Linked DNA regions of Mus musculus: region 1 is linked to region 2. The links are chromatin loops, found by intact Hi-C in ENCODE. Cell type or tissue: left cerebral cortex. All regions are shown on one strand.

Region 1 (8,000 bases), 290 kb before region 2:
ACTACAGTGACAAACCAGGTAGAGTGATGTCTGCCCGACCTCCGTACAGTTTCCCCTTCGTAGTCACTTGCAGGAAGGAAGGTAATGGAGGCTATTCTCTCTGACCCTAATCTCTGCGTCTGTGGATTGCTACTGACTGCAGCAAATACTACTGTGGATTTGGTCAAATGTTAATTCACTACCTCAATTCCTTCATTTACTAATTATAATCAGTAAGAAGGATGTGGCATGTCTCCGCATTTATTCAGGTATATCATTATAGATTAATATCAGTTCTGTAGTTTATATTGTTGGCTGAATTATCCTAGCTATAATCAATAGAAACATAAAGTGACTCCAGAGTTGGGTTTTGTTTTTTTCTAAGACAGGGTTTCTTTGTAGCCCCTGGCAGTCTGGGGATTAGCTCTGTAGACCAGGCTAGCCTCAATCACAGAGAGAGCCACTTTTAATCCCAAGTACTGGGATTAAAGACGGATAACACCATCACTCCTGCCTGGCTAGTTTACACTTTTTTGGGTTTTTGAGACTGGGTTTCTTTGTTCAGCCCTTGCTGTTTTAGAACTCTGTAGACCAGGCTGGCCTCGCCCAGCCTTATTTTTTTCTTTCTTTTTTAAACATGGTGATTGATTTAGGTAGAGAATTAACAACAGAATGGAGACTTAAACGTTTCACTCCCTCCCCTTCCTAACTGTGTGAGGACAGGGTCTTTGAATTGAAGGGTACTTTTATTTGTACTTATTCTAAACTGGGGTTTAGGATTGGTTTTCATCCTAAAAGAAATTTTTTTTTTTACCTTTAGCATGTTGCAAGTTGTGGTTTCCATTCCTCCAGTGGAGAATGGCAGCAGACTAGTTTTCGGTTCCTTCTTGGCGCTTAGAGAGTGTGGGGATTCACTTGGGTTCTTCCAAAAATGCCCTGAAGATGAGGGTGTAGGCCTTAGGCCTCAGATCCGAGGGGTGCATTCCAAGTTTTCCCCTGCCTTGGGAGGTGAATCAACACAGGCAGCTGTGAAGCTCCTTAACCTGAGGCTCAGGAATCGCTGCTGGAGGCCTTGCAGGTGCAAAATGTGCTTTCCTGAAAAGGCTAAGGGGGGGGTGGTGCGTGGTGGTGATGATTCCACCCGCCTGAGTCCGGAGGCTGCTTCTGGAAGACTCTGGAACTCCCACCGTGTTCTGGTGGCTGCCTCGCTGCTGGACCAGTGCTGCACTCTACTGCAGTTCCAGTCCGTTTAACCTGTAGCCAGGACGGTCCTGGGGGCACAACATGGTCTGCTTCTGCGCTTGCGCAGCCTTCCTAGCCAGAAGACACCTTGTTTGGAAGGCAAAGTTGTCTTTTATCCCTTGATTTATTGTATGTGTGGGAGTTGGCTCTTTCCTCCGCCTTGTGAATCCCGGGATTGACCTGAGGACATCGATCTTGGCCGCTTAGTTATGTGAGAATTCTCAATGCTGAAAGTTGGAAAGCCCCACCTGCTGGCCGAGCTGCCCTGTAACCGATCAGCACCCTCAGGAAACCCCCAATTTTGCTTCTCTGTCCGGTGTTGCTGTCAACGGTTTCATTTCTTCCTGTACTGAATCATTCAATTCAGCCTGTTATTTTGCGCACCCTTGCTGCTCCTGCTGGGAACAGGGGGAAAGAAGGAGGAGAAGAACGCACTGAGTTTAGAGACTGGGGAGAGAGTGCTCAATGAGAGCAGAAAGTGGTACAGCTCTGGAACCCAGCTGATTGGAAAATGGAAGCAGGCAGGTCACAAGTTCAAAGGTCAACATGGCAACGTATGGATACATTCACCTCCTAACTCTCAAAATGCAAAAAAGTCCTCAGCGGTAGAACACTTGCCTAGCTTTTCAGCAAGCCAATATTGAATCCCCAGTATTGTGCATGCGCTGTGTTGGCGAGTCGGATTGTATCTTCCTACAAAATCGTCACAGTTGGACTTCCCAGTGTGGCTTCTCTTTTGGTTTTTATTTTTCGCAGCCTCACCTCTCCCGGTGTTCTGCTCCATCCTCACCCCGTTATGATTTCATCATTGTAAAGAAAAATGGCTGCTGAAGGCAGTGATTTTTTTTTTTTTTAATAGAGCTTTAAATTAATTTCAGGACCAGGAACGATCACTTTAATGAATTATTTGATGTGCTGGAGTGAGAACCTGAGTTAGAGTCCTCAGCACCTGTAAAAAGCTGGATCCCTGCTTTGGGGAGGTGAGGGTAAGAGGATTCCTTGGGACTTATCTTTAATAAATTGCTTTTGCGTGGTGTGGAGAGATGGCTTGATGTTTAAGAGCACTGACTGGCTCTTCCAGAGGACCTGGATTCCATTCCTAGCAGCCATCTGTTAACTCCAGTCCCGGGAATCCAGCAGCGCTCTCTTCTGGCTTCTGCGGATACTGCATGCATGTGGTAATATGCGTACAAACAGCCCAAACATTCCTTTTTAAAATGACATTTGTCAGCAGAGTGGTGGTGCCACATGCCTTTAATCCCGAGTGCTGACTCGGGAGGCAGAAGCAAGTAGATCTCAGAGTGGTCTACCCAGTGGGTTTCAGAAAACCCGGCGTACATATAGAAACCTTGTCTTGAAAAACCAAAATAAATAAATGGCTAAATTATAAATAATTATTACATTTATTGATTTAGTATATATGCATGCAGAGGTCAGCCTTCAAAAGTTGTTTTTGTTTCTTCGTCATGTGGGTCCCAAGTACCCAACTCAGGTAGGCAGGCTTGCTCAGAAGCACCTTTACTGGCCCATCTTGCCAGCCTGGGAGACCTTGTCTTAAGAATAAACTGTAGTTGCGATTTGGGTGGTGTGCTACAGAGTCTCGTTTACTTATTTACCTACTTCCTTCTCTGTGTTTCCTCTCCTGTTCACTCTAACCCCTCAATCAGCTCTCCAGCTCCTCCCAGTGCTGACTCCCAGTCTGCCGGCTTAGCCTGGCAGCCATGGATGATGTTGCTGGTACATTGATCCTTTGTGCATTTGAACCCTGGCAAGGCATCTTTCTTGACATGGAGGGGCACTGTAGCTCTAGTACTTGGGAGATGTAGGGGGATCATGAATTTGACTGAAGCCAGCCTGGGCTACATAATGAAGGCTGCTAGGAGAAGACTGGCTTCCAGGCAGCTATGACAAGCCCATGCCCACAGTGTCACATCTACTTCAACACGGTCACATCTCCTAATAGTGCTACTCCCTGGGCCAAGTATATACAAACCATCACAGGTCAATACATTTAGACAGACCAAATCTGTCTCCTGAACGCTGCAGTGTTCCACTGTCCCCATGGCTATGTCATTAGCCATTTTATTCATGTCTGTGTCCCAACCCCAAATTTTTCCCTGATCTGTTCCACCTCATTAATAACCAATTTGTCCATCTATGTCTACGCTGCTGGTTTTATGCCAGCTGGACACAAGCTAGAGTCATCTGATGGAAAAAAAAATGTTCCCCTAAAGTCAGGCTGGAGGCAAGCCTGTAAGGCATTTTTCTTAACTAGTGATGGGTTGGGGAGGGCCCAGCTCATTGTGGGTGATGCCATCCCTGGGCTGGGGGTCCTGGATTCTATTTTGTATCACTACCTGCCTCTGGGTTCCTGCCTTGACTTTCATCAACAATGATCTGTAAGCCTCTCTGTCTTAGGGTTTTATTGCTGTGAATAGACACCATGACCACTGCAAGCCTTCTACTGGAAAACATTCAATGGGGGCTGCCTTATGGCTGGAGGGGTTTCATGCATTATACTCATGGCAGGAAGGCAGACATGGTGCTGGAGAAGTAGCTGAGAGTTCTACATCTGGATCCGGCAGCAGGAAGAGAGAGATACTGCTCGGCTTGGCTTGAGCCTCTGAAACCTCAAAGCCTTTCTCCCATCCCTTCCTCCAATAAAGCCACACTTACTTCTACAAGGCCACACCTCCCATTAGTGCCACTCCCTTCATACTGTGCAAGTGTGGGGCTCTGAGTTCGAATTTCAGCGCCTGTGTAAAAGACCAGACGTGGTTGAATGTGCTTTTTCTGGAGAAGCAGAGACAGATGGCGCTCTCAATCTTGCTGACCAGCCTAGCTAAATTGGTAAGCCTCAGGCCCCAGTGACTGTCTTAAAAACCAAAGTGGGGCCGGCAGTTTGGCTAAAGGTCCCTGTAGCCTGACATTGCAAGCCTGATGACTAGAGTTTAATTCCCAGAACCACATAAGGGTGGAAGGAGAGAATTTATCTACAAAAGCTGTTCTCTGACTTCCATATGTGTGTTGTGGTACATGAGTGATCCCATCTCTGTCTCTGTATTACACATCACACACACACACACACACAGAGGAACAAAAAGATTTTGAGTGTGTTGTGGTACATGAGTGATCCCGATCTCTGTCTCTGTATTACACATCTCACACACACGCACACGCGCGCGCACACACACACACACACACACAGAGGAACAAAAAGATTTTGAGTTTCCTGAACGCGAGAAACTGGGAACTGTAATACTCCACTATGCCAGTAGGTGGCACTAAAGTAGCATTTCTGAGCCAGCCTCTCAGCCTAGCCTTTGCAGTCTGAGATTTAGTAGCTTGACCAGTGTAGACAGTGTCGCTTAAGCAAATTTTCATTTAGTGACGTCATTATTGTGTGTATTGTGCCCATGAGTGCAGGCATGCAATTTTCAGGGGTTTCTCTCTTCCAGCATGTGATCCAGGCATGTAATTCAGGTAGTCAAAGCTCCGAGGAAGTGTTTCTAACCACCGAATTGTACAAATCCTCAGCCGTCTGTTCGGAGACTGTTTGTGCGTTTGTTTTTTGAGATAGGGTTTCTCTTTGTAGCTCTGTCTGTTTAGGAACTCTCTCTATAGACCAGGCTGGCCTCGAACGCAGGGATCAGCTTGCCTCTGCCTCCTGACTGCTGCGATTAAGCGTGTGCCACCACTGCCCGGCTCTGGGACTTTTAAGAAGAGACGCAGATTGGCCAGGAAGACTGTAACCCCAAAGGGCGATCAACTCTATAAGAAAACACGTGTTGTTCTGCCATTGGGAGCTGGAGAAAGGCAGGTTCCACTTGCTTGAGGCAGTTGGGGAAGGTTCACAGAGGTGAATGGGCTAGGGATATAGCAGAGTGCTTAAGGGGCCTAGAATTTGGGAGACCTTAATTGGTTGGAGGATATTGTAGGTCAAGAGAACGTACTCTTAGCCTGAATTTGGTGGCAGAGAAAGAGAAATGGAGGAAAAAGTCCTTCTGGTGAATATATATATATATATTTTTTTTTAAATTAAAGATTTATTTATTATATGTAAGTACACTGTAGCTGGCTTTAGACACTCCAGAAGAGGGCGCCAGATCTCATTACAGATGGTTGTTAGCCACCATGTGGTTGCCGGGAATTGAACTCAGGACGTTTGGAAGAGCTGTCAGTGCTCTTAACCGCTGAGCCATCTCTCCAGCCCCGAGAATATATTTTGAGTCTTATGTGCACTTGTGTCTCTGTGTGTTTTTGTATGCGTGCATGCGCACACGTACCGTGTTTGAGTGATGTGCACACCCGTATGTGCTCATGGAACAGGGTAGGGCACTGGGTGTCCTGTTCCATCACACTCTGTCTTACTTCACCTTATTTCTTTGAGACAGGGTATCTCACTTGGAGCTAGTGAGCCCCAAGGGTCCAAACTGGCCCCCACATCAGGCAATCCTTCTGTACTAGTCCTGAGCACTACGCTACTACACAGTTTATTTTTATGGTGCTCTAGAACGGACAGAAGCAATCTATGGTGACAGAGGATAGAAGATTGGTCCCAGCTAGACAGTGAGTGGGGGTGGGGCAGAGGGACCTCTCTGGAGTCTTGATCTGAGACAGCACCTGAACATGGGCAATGGTACCCAACATATGCTTCAGGCCGTGAGTTCAATCCCCATCGTTTGGAAGGAAAAAAAAAAACATTTGTTCAGGGTATATGTGATTTACTGCTTAGAAATTATATGGGGTGTGTGTGTGTGTGTGTGTGTGTGCTAGAGAAGTTTCTAGAAAGGAATAGTTTCATCCAGGCGGTGGTGGCGCATGCCTTTAATCCCAGCACTTGGGAGGCAGAGGCAGAGGCAGGTGGATTTCTGAGTTCGAGGCCAGCTTGGTCTACAAAGTGAGTTCCAGGACAGCCAGGGCTATACAGAGAAACCCTGTCTCAAAAGAAAAAAAAGAAAAGAAAAGAAGAGAAGAGAAAAGAAAAGAAAGGAATGGTTTCTTCTAGCTCAATATCAAGAATGACAGGGCAGACTCGTAGCGGGAGAAGGAACTGCAGGGGAGAGATTGAGGCAAAGCAGCTAATGGCGCGCGTGCACATTTAAATGCCCTGCAATGGAGTCGGAAATCATCAGGAAATGTCTTTGGAGAGTATTTGCTGTCTGTTTACAATGAAAAAAAAAAAAAGCCAACAATGTTGGAATTACATAATGGCACAGGTCGTGGTGAGCGAGGTGATTAAAAGTGTACCATGAGTGCTCTATTTAGGGGCCTTACTGCTGGCTCTCTGGCCCTTCATCCCCTTCAGCTAATGGGATTGCGAGCTGTTTTTCTGGTTCTTTTCTGTGGGAGGCGACTGGATGATGGGAGGGGGCGCCAATGGGGAGATGTCAAGTGGAACGATGAATCACTCTTCTGTCGGGCTATGGGGTTCACAGAGCACCCTGTGCACAGGACCTCACAGGGGTAGCATGCAGGAGGGAGGCGAGGAAGCCGTCGGGGCCACCAACACCATGGCTGCAACATAAATGATCCACAAACTGAGCCTGGGGATGGAGATGGTTATTCAGGTCACAAAGCCAAAGAGAAAGCTGGAGTGATGTCCAAAAAACAGGCTTCTCTGAGCCCCTGTACCGTAGGACGTGGTTCTGCAGAGCTTACTTGATTGATTGATTTATCTATTTATCTATTTATTTATTTTGACCCCTCCCCCCAAGACAGGTTTCTCTGTGTAGCCCTGGCTGTCCTGGATTTGCTTTGTAGACCAGGCTGACCTTGAATTCATTGAGATCCACCTGCCTCTGCCTCCCTAGTTCCGGGATTAAAGGCATATGCCATCACACCTGGCTAAGATTTGTTTTTTATTATTATATTTTATATGTATTTGTACAGGAGCCTGCAGAGGCCAGAAGAGGGTCTCCCATCCCCAGAATTGGAGTTGCAGAAGGTTGTGGGCCACTATATAGGTGCTGGAAACTGCCCCTGGGTTCTCTGATAGAGCAGCCAGTGCTCTTATCTTTAAGCCAATTCTCCAGCCTTAATTTTGCTTTCTGAGATATTAGGGATGAAAGCAAATGCTCTATTATTGTGCCCTGCTCCTACCCCCAAATTACCTATTTTACAGTTACATTTGAGCATGATCGTAACTTTTGATTTTTTAAAGATTTATTTGTTTATTTGTATGCATGTTTTGTTTGCCTGTACAACTATGTCTATGAAGAGGACATCAGATTTCATGGGACTCCAGTTATAGACTATTGTGAGCTGCCATGTAGGTGCTGGGAATTGAATCCAGGACCTGTAGACAAATATCCATGAAGTCTGTCTGTCTGTCTATCTATCTATCTATCTATCTATCTATCTATCTATCTATCTATCTATCTATCTATCTTTCTTTCTATCTATCTATCTATCTATCTATCTATCTATCTATCTATCTATCTATCTATCTCTAGATATCTATCACCTCCTAGTGCCATGCCTTCCTTGAGGGGCTCAGGTGTGAGGCCACAACAGTGTCCTGAACACAGCCACTTTCTGTGCCCTACAAAAACCAGCATGCCTGATGGCCGCGCACCCACCCTCCAAGGCCACCAGTCACTTTTATATCTGTAGGTGAGCCAGATGGCCTCCTATACCACCCCTCTATACCTTTATAATTATCTATCTATCTATCTATCTATCTATCTATCTATCTATCTATCTATCATCTATCTACTTATCTACCTACCTACTATCTGCTTGCCTGTGAATATATGTGCATATGTGGCATATGTGTA
Region 2 (8,000 bases):
CTTAAGGTCCAATGTATTTAGCAGGAAAACTTTGGTGGCTTCTCTGTGAAATGCTTTAAAAATCCATCAAGAATATTTTAACAGCAAAGTTCAGATTAAAGACTAAATCAAGCACCAGCCTGTCACTTCTGAAACTGGCATGCTGGATGCTACACTAATACCAGAGAGGAAAGGCAGAATGGTGGGGAACCCCTGTTCTGAGGATGAACACACTGTATCAGGTATTTCTACCAAAACGATCTCCATTCAGGTTTGCATTCTCCAAGCAGGTCAGTGAGTGGGCTCCGAGGAAACAGCAGCCTGGGGAACAGTGGTAAAGTGTCACCTACCTAGTACTAGTCATTAAACCTTCTCTAGTCTCAACAATGTGCCTTTACTTAATATCCATAGCATTCAAGAGGCAGGTACCAGTAACCCTGTTTCACAAACAAGAAACTGAGGCACAAAAGTGAAAAACTAAAACTAAAAACTCAGAAGGGCTGGTGTGCATCTATTAAGATGGTCAGCAGGCCCTCGCCTCTGGTCTGGCTGTGGGTCCAGTTCCGTTAGGAATAAACTCAACAGCATACTTATTTTCTTTGTGCTTAATTGTCAAGTGAGAGCATATACTACATACAACTAAGGTTTGTCCCAACATATGAGTATGAGAAACATTAAAATCTGCAGGTCTAGATCAAGAATAGCACCTGAGGTCAGGGATAAATTTAACTTTTTACTGTCTAAGATATCTTTTAAAACTATGGATCCCAAATTAGTTTTAAATATCTTAGTAGTCCTTCAGATCATTTTTCACATCTTCAAAAAGCAAATCTTTCTGATGGGTATCAGTGATTCTTCAGAAACCAACCTGCATCCCTCTTAATAAATGATCTTTATCTCATCCCCACACTCAGCCCCTGATTTCTCTGTGTACTTCTGGCTCCCATTCTGTAAACCAGGCTGGCCTTGAACTCAAAGCTGGCTTGCCTCTGCCTCCAGAGTGCTAGGATTAAAGACGTATGCTACCTTTCCATGGCTAATAAATGTTTTTAAATTTAAATATTAACTTGAACACTATTCCCTTTGAACTTTACAGCAAATAACATGAAACTGACCTATTCTCAAAAACAAAACAAAACAAATCAACAAAGCTCTTTAGAATTTTCTGTCCAGGTAGGGAAGGATCGAAGGCATGCTTGTGACTTTACCACATGACACAGCACCTGGTGGGATCTGTAAGCCTCACAAAACACAACTTGGACAGATAGATTTTTCCAGCTCTATTCTACCTATAAACCCACTGCTGCTGCCTTTAGAGCACTGTCAGGAGACTCCAGCACGGGAAGCATGAGTGTGAGGGAATGGGGAGAAGGACTTCAGTGAGGCCCTATCTAGCAGAGACCACACCTCGCCTTACTCAAGGGTGGCAGCAGTCATTCTTTCCCTTATGCTATTTGTAAGTACTGCCACATAGACAACACTTGAATTAAACAAAACCAAGAAATCTTTTCTTAATGTTTCTTATATCGTGTCTTCCCAAAGTGTTTCCTCTGATCCTGGCATATCCTGTCATAAGAATGAGGGGAGAAGGGAGAATTGCTATCACTTCCTCCTGTAAGAAAGTGAGCTTATGACTCTGAAACAAATCCAGCAGGGTACCTGGACAGCATAAAGCAAAGTCATGTTGCACCCATAGCTGCTCAGATCTTTGGGCCATTCGCACCCCTGTGTATGCTTTAGTCTTCTTCATCCACAGCTGATGTACTCCTCAGGTCAAACTGAAAAAGCACAACTGGAGTGACATGTCTTCAATCCAAGGTCCCTTAAGATGTCCATTTAGAAATGCTCATCACATTTCTTGCAAGAGTTCCCACCTAAGCTCACAGTGCTGCCATACAGGCTTTCTCTGACCCAGTACTTGTAAGTCCAAAGGTCCTGAACACCATCAGGCCCCCTCTTCCTTTACGTCCTACTGAAGAGGACATCACTTATCCTCTTCACAGGGCTTTAGGGCTGTCTGTCTTCCAGAGCCTCTCACTCAGCAAGGAGACTGAGAACAGGCCTGGGGAGAAATGATGAGCACGGCTGGACTGGAGCTGAGCTACGCAACTGGCTGACTGAGCAGGTGTGACTAGAGGGTGCTGCCGGGGAGTGGATACAAGGAGCAGGAAAAGCAAGCCTCCATGCGTAACTGCGGACACCCACCAACGCTGCTCACCGAGGAGCATGCCTCGGACGGCCTCTCAATAGGAAAATGTGCCCCTTTCCACAGTGGATCTCTGCTCACCTTTGTCCTACAACTGTGCCACATGCTTTTCTCTGTATGTGGACATGAGAGTCCTCAGCCAGCACCAGCAGGATGTGAGTTTTGCTTTCCCAATGTGGTGAGCCATTCCCACATTCACTCATTTTCCTTGTAAGAACCGAACCTCTCCATGGCTGGTCAGGATTAGGGATGTTGCTGTAGCCAAGGAAAAATTTTCATCTGTTGAAGTAAACCCACAGGGTGGCTTGAACCCTCAATCTAGAGCCAGTAGCATTGTATTTTGAGGGCAGAGCCCTTAAATCTACCCTGAAAGAAATGGTATTCAGTGAACAGGAATCAAACAGCTTTCAAAGCACTCAGTAGATCCTAGGCTTCAACCAACTTGGGTCTTAAGAGGTGAAAAGGGCATAATGACAGGACAGTAGAGAGTAATTCTCGAGTGCTGCATCGAGTGCACAGAAACCTGTAGAACTAAGACAGTTCTACAGCCAACTCTCGTGCTCAGGTGATGCTAACTTGTAGAAGCTTGTGAATGAGAACAGTGCAATGGCCCTGATTCCACAGGTCTGCAGCATCCCAGGGCACCAGCAGTCAGGCCCTCAAAGCACATTAACTGCTTAACCTTAATGGCCATGGATGTGAGCTGGCTTCCGCAGTGACTGAGGGAGTTTACAAGCCACAGTGGCAAGCTGCTGCTCCAGGAGCAGGTTCCTGAGACCTTTTCCTATTCTGAGACAGGAAGGAGGCTGCTCTTGGCTTTCTGCCCTCCCTTTTTCTTTAGTCTCAGAGGAGGGAGGGCCATCAAGGCCACCCAGAGAAGGTGGAAGACTTACCCGTGCTCACTCAGTGGCAGAGCTGGGGTGCGACTTCAGGGCTCACCATTACCCAGCCTGGGACTCTTTCACGTCGGCAAACTGGCAGTTCCCGCACACCAAGAGCTCTCTCATTAGAGCTAGTGTGGATTCCTGGTCTGCAAACGGTTGGCCACAGCTCAGTCTGCACTTGATCTTTCCCCACCTTCAAAGAAGAAAACCTACCTCATGATTTCTCTCTTCCAGAACCCCTGACCACCTGATTCACTCCCAACAACCTTGCAATCATCTCTGACTACTCTCCTCTGGTTATCCGCTGTGTCTACTGCCAAATTCAATCATTTTACTACAGCTATTTTCACTCAGGCAACTTGTCTCTACACTGTAGTGGGAAAAGCCAGCAGCTAAGTGACTCTGTTGCTTAGAAGTCTATGCCTCCTAGTATCTTTATGTCCTTCTAAACATCTTGACTACACGAGCTGAATCCTTCCGCCCTTCTTGCTATGGCTGAGAAGCACCTGCTTCAGGAGGCCTCAGTACCCTGCATGCCTGATGCTCATCCAGCCACCTCTCTGGCACTTCCATCCGTTTCCCGTCTCACAAGGCAATGCTTTCTAAGCCTTGTTTCTTTCATTTGTACTAATCTTGCCACTTCATTATGAGGGCTTTCACATAACAAAGGCTAGCACCTGTTGGCTATTTAGCATAGCACTTGGCTTAAAGAAATATTTTATTATCTGTAATATTTCATTTGCCATTAATAATAAATGCGAAGAGTGACTTATTCTTCTCACTCATGACGAGATAACTAAGGCCTGGAGAGGCCAGGCACTTTGTTCCCAGTCAGGGAGCGTCTATGTGGTGGAGCTGAAAATGAAGCCAGGCTTAGGACTCTTGAATTCCAGCTTGAATATTAAGCCACAGATCCCAGAGCCTTTGAAAGGCAGATGGCTTCTTCTGTTCTCCCACAGTCCCGAATAAAACCTTTTCTGTTTAATAAGCACTGCTGCTTGACTTAACCATAATCTAACCTCAGATAAGCCAGGTGGTAGCAGTTTTTTGATACAGCAGGGTGAAGTCTCCAGAGAAAAAGGACACTGGTCTCAGGGTAGGGTGAAGCACTCTAAGCTGGGGCATGAGACAACCGGGTTACTTTCACTCTTGTCTTTTGGTTCCCATTAGCCAGTGTCAGCCATCTGGTCCTTCCGAAAACATGTGTGGGTTCAGAACATAACAGACTAGAAGAATAGAGGAAAAATAAGATTATTCTGTGCAATCTCCACTCTAGAGGTCCCGCATCAACCCCTGCAGTCTGTCTTTGCTTCTGAGGCTCAGCAAAAATTAGATCAGGATAAAGATGCTTGGAGCTAGTTGTGCCGATGTGACTGATCATCAAAGAGAATACTTAAGGATACAATTAATTAGCTTTGCAAAGGAATGGTGACTGGGACCAAGTATTTCATATTTATGAATGAATATTAAGGGGGGGAAGGGCCAGAAGTCAAATACTAGGTTTACAGACTTCCAAATGCAAAGACTTCAGTAGCAATGGATGATACATATATAAGACCTGATTTATTTTTTACTAATTCCAACTACTCCACCCCACTAGGACACTTTCTTTCTTCAAATTCCTCTGTAATAATAGCCAACTCCTACTTTCCTGTCTTGCTCTGTCCCCCATGAGAGGAAGCACACACTGCCTCACTCGGCCTTCCTGACCCTGAAGTCTATGCCAGCTCCTGGACAGAGAAGAAGGACTTGGAGCGGTTGCTGGGTCTCTGGCCAAGGCTACTCAAGATTCTGAGTTTCTTCAAACTCACATTCTAACCGACAACCTGCACCCATCAGGCTCTGCCACCTCCCAAACCCAGTGGAAAGTCGTCCTTAACAAGAGGGGCGGGAAAAACAGGGGCTCCAGGAGCACAGGCGTAAGAAGGACAAATGCCTATGTTCTGACCACAACTGTGAGCACAGTAAAGGCATACACACCAATTCTGTAACTGGAGGGTGCGAATACTAATAAGTTGCAAATGTTTATTTTCTACTGAGCTACTAGTGGAAACAAAAAGAACTATAAAAACTTCAACAGTTGAAGGACTCTGACCTCATCAATGGATAATCTACTAATGAGCACATAATGGGATGTATCAGGAAGTAGAGGAAACTTATGTGAGTGTGGCCTAGCTGGAAGACATAGGTCATGAGTGTGCATTTGGGGGACATACAGGCCATTTCTTGTTTCTCTGTCTTTGGTCATCACAAGGTGGGTGGCAGTCAAAAGAACCACCACAGGTTCTAGCTGACAAGACATTCTCCTTAACAAAGTTCCATAGCCAAGGGACCAGATGGGCACGGACCAGAATCTATAAAATGGCCAAGACAGGTCTTTCTTCTTTTAAGTTCATTTGTTCAGGAATTAGTCACAGCAATGAAAAATTACCAACATGAAGTAAATCATCTGATTGGAAAAAAAAACCCAAAACAAAAACTAATGATACATAGCTAAATTCAAGACTCAATGGAGACCAAAGCCAGGGCCTTAGGCTTGCTAGACAAGTACTCTACCACTGAGTTAAACCCCCAACCCAAGCCCAGGGTCTTGAACCACACTGCAGATACCAGACCATCTCTAAAGGAATATTCATATACTGGGGTGAGAAAACAGGAACAATCATTACAAAAAATAAAACCTACTCCTGAAGAGGTAGATTTTTAAAGTGTTATTTTGTAATTGTTCTGATAGCCTATCTGCCAAGTTGCTTTCATCACTCTAAATGGTTTATAAACTCTGCAGGCTGGTGGTATTGTGGGTCAGTGGTGCAAGGCCCTAGGGCCGTGTAGCCCTGGCTGTTGGGGGAACTCTGCAGACCACTAGGCTGTTCCTGAATGTAGAGACTCACCTGCCTCTGCTTCCTGAGTACCAGGATTAAAGGCAAGTCCACACAAGGTCTTGAAACATTATTATAGAGCTAAGTCTGCTAAGCTGCTTCCCTGAGCTCTTACCATATCCTTAGCCTAGGAACGGGATACCTAGAAAACAATACAAACTATTTCGTTTGAGGATCAAACTATACTAATTATAACCTCCCTGTCATAACTAAATGGTTATTTTAAAGAAAAAAAAAGTTGCTTTCCTTAAAGAAGTTTGAGGCAGTTGGGGTCCACAATTACACCTCTCTTTCAATTTTCTGTCTCTCAAAAGTTTTACACTAAAGTTCATGAAGCTCAAACACAAACTAAAAACAGGTGCACAGTACTCATTATTACTAATTCAGAACACATCTCTTGGGACACAGAGTAACATGCATCACCATGTCCATTATGCACACTCATCAAAACAAGGATATACTCAACAAGCAGAGCTACCCAAATCCACACTAAAGCCACACAAAACCAGCTCTAAACAACACAGGGAGCAGGTTGTCAGGTGCTTAATAAAGCTCACTCCTCTGGGACCATCTTGGCTGTTTACATGTTGCTCCTAACTACCCTGGGTAGCAAGCAGTCTATTCTATTCTTTTCCACTTCAACTTTGTTAAAGATGCCAATGCCATGCTATTTCTTGGAGACAGATTTCCCCCAACTGGCCATTTCATTATTTTTTGCAAAACTGTCAAGTTCTTTTTGCTCTACTGTCTCACTGCACCACATGATACATGCCCTGAGTCTTGCCCACCTTGCCAGGCTGCTTTCAAAGCTCCCTCAGTGCCCCTTCTCTCTCTGGGTCTTGGAGTTTCTCCTGGCACTAGCTGTTAAGTCTTTGGCTATTTCCTCTAGCCTGGGGCTTTCGCCTCAGCTCAGAAAAGCTATCCAGGGGCTTGCCTTAGAATATGGCTATGTAAATCCAGAGCACAATCCAGCCCTTTCCGTGAAGGATATTCTAAGATCAGAGGCTGCTAGGATGACAAGACACTGAAATGTGTGCTGACACTGACACGCATCCTACTCCAGGTAGCTAGGACAGCCTGAGAGTTAACCACTCCCCATTCTCTACCAAGGCCAGCATTATAAAAAGTACATCCTGTCTCACGATGCGCTTTAGTTTATTAGAAGCCTCTAGAAAAGACTACAGGGTGAACAGACTAGGGAACCCAGATTACCCCTGTGGGCAGGAAAGGAGAAACAGACTGTCACTGCAATGCTATGGCTGGCGTGTGAATGAAAATAATACGCAGCTTCTAGAGCTTTCGAAAATTCATCCTGTAATCTTGGCCTGTCAACCACAGGCCTCAGTTTTCATATTAGCACAAACCGGGGATACCATTAGTTTATAGTGTTTTGATATAGTTAGCTGAAATAGAAACTATACAGCTGGGGAGACAGGACAATGGCTAAAGGTCAAGCCTGGCAGCCTGAGCTGAATCCTGGGAAACCACAAGGTAGAAGGAGAGAACAGACTCCAGCAAATTTCCTTGTGATTTCTACACTCGTGCCATAGCATGCCACCACCCCCATAAATGGATTAAAACAAAATACAATGAAGCTGTTAATATTTTCTAGTTTTTAAGAGTTCAGTGTTAGCTCACACTTGTAAGTACCACTCCCTATATTTTCTCAGATATGTGTGACACATTTTCCTTTTGAGGATGAAAAATACAATTGTCTGTGTAAAGTTACCTACAAGCACCTCAAATCTCCACGAACCCAAACCACACGTATCACCCAGTCACCACTCTGTGCTTTAGGGAAAGACACCTCATGTAGCTCACCTCAAAAAGAAAAGGAAGAACAAGACATTAAACAAAGTTTTAAATGTCTTGACTAAATAATTACATGTAATGTTTATTCATAACACAAACCAGGGTCTAGCACCCAAGAGGAGAGAACGTGAACCAGGATAATTTATGTTAGAAATATTTAGATATAATTTATAGCCTTGTTTATTGGTATTGATTTCCCATGTTTTGAGAAGAAGTAACATAATAAAATGGACCGCATTT

What was found. Hi-C counts contacts between places; a loop is a spot of excess contacts. Peaks named below come from ENCODE experiments on the same cell type or tissue, not always from the same donor. Only the 100,000 strongest peaks of a DNase experiment are listed, where the experiment ranks them.
Region 1: it touches region 2 in a loop (2.1-fold over the local background); 2 of 42 quality-filtered maps call a loop at or near these places.

Annotation. Positions count from the first base shown.
Region 1 is chr4:132,175,273-132,183,272 of GRCm38, reverse strand. No RefSeq gene overlaps it. Among named protein-coding and RNA genes, the nearest start is that of Ythdf2, 33 kb to the left of the region's middle. In left cerebral cortex, CTCF peaks have their summits at 1,488 (motif pointing left), 2,375 (motif pointing left), 4,492 (motif pointing right) and 5,312 (motif pointing right); DNase peaks (open chromatin) are centred at 2,354, 4,113 and 4,493.
Region 2 is chr4:131,880,571-131,888,570 of GRCm38, reverse strand. The region is part of intron 1 of Srsf4 (serine and arginine-rich splicing factor 4); the gene reads right to left. Among named protein-coding and RNA genes, the nearest start is that of Srsf4, 11 kb to the right of the region's middle. In left cerebral cortex, no CTCF peak of the experiment used is centred here; a DNase peak (open chromatin) is centred at 4,229.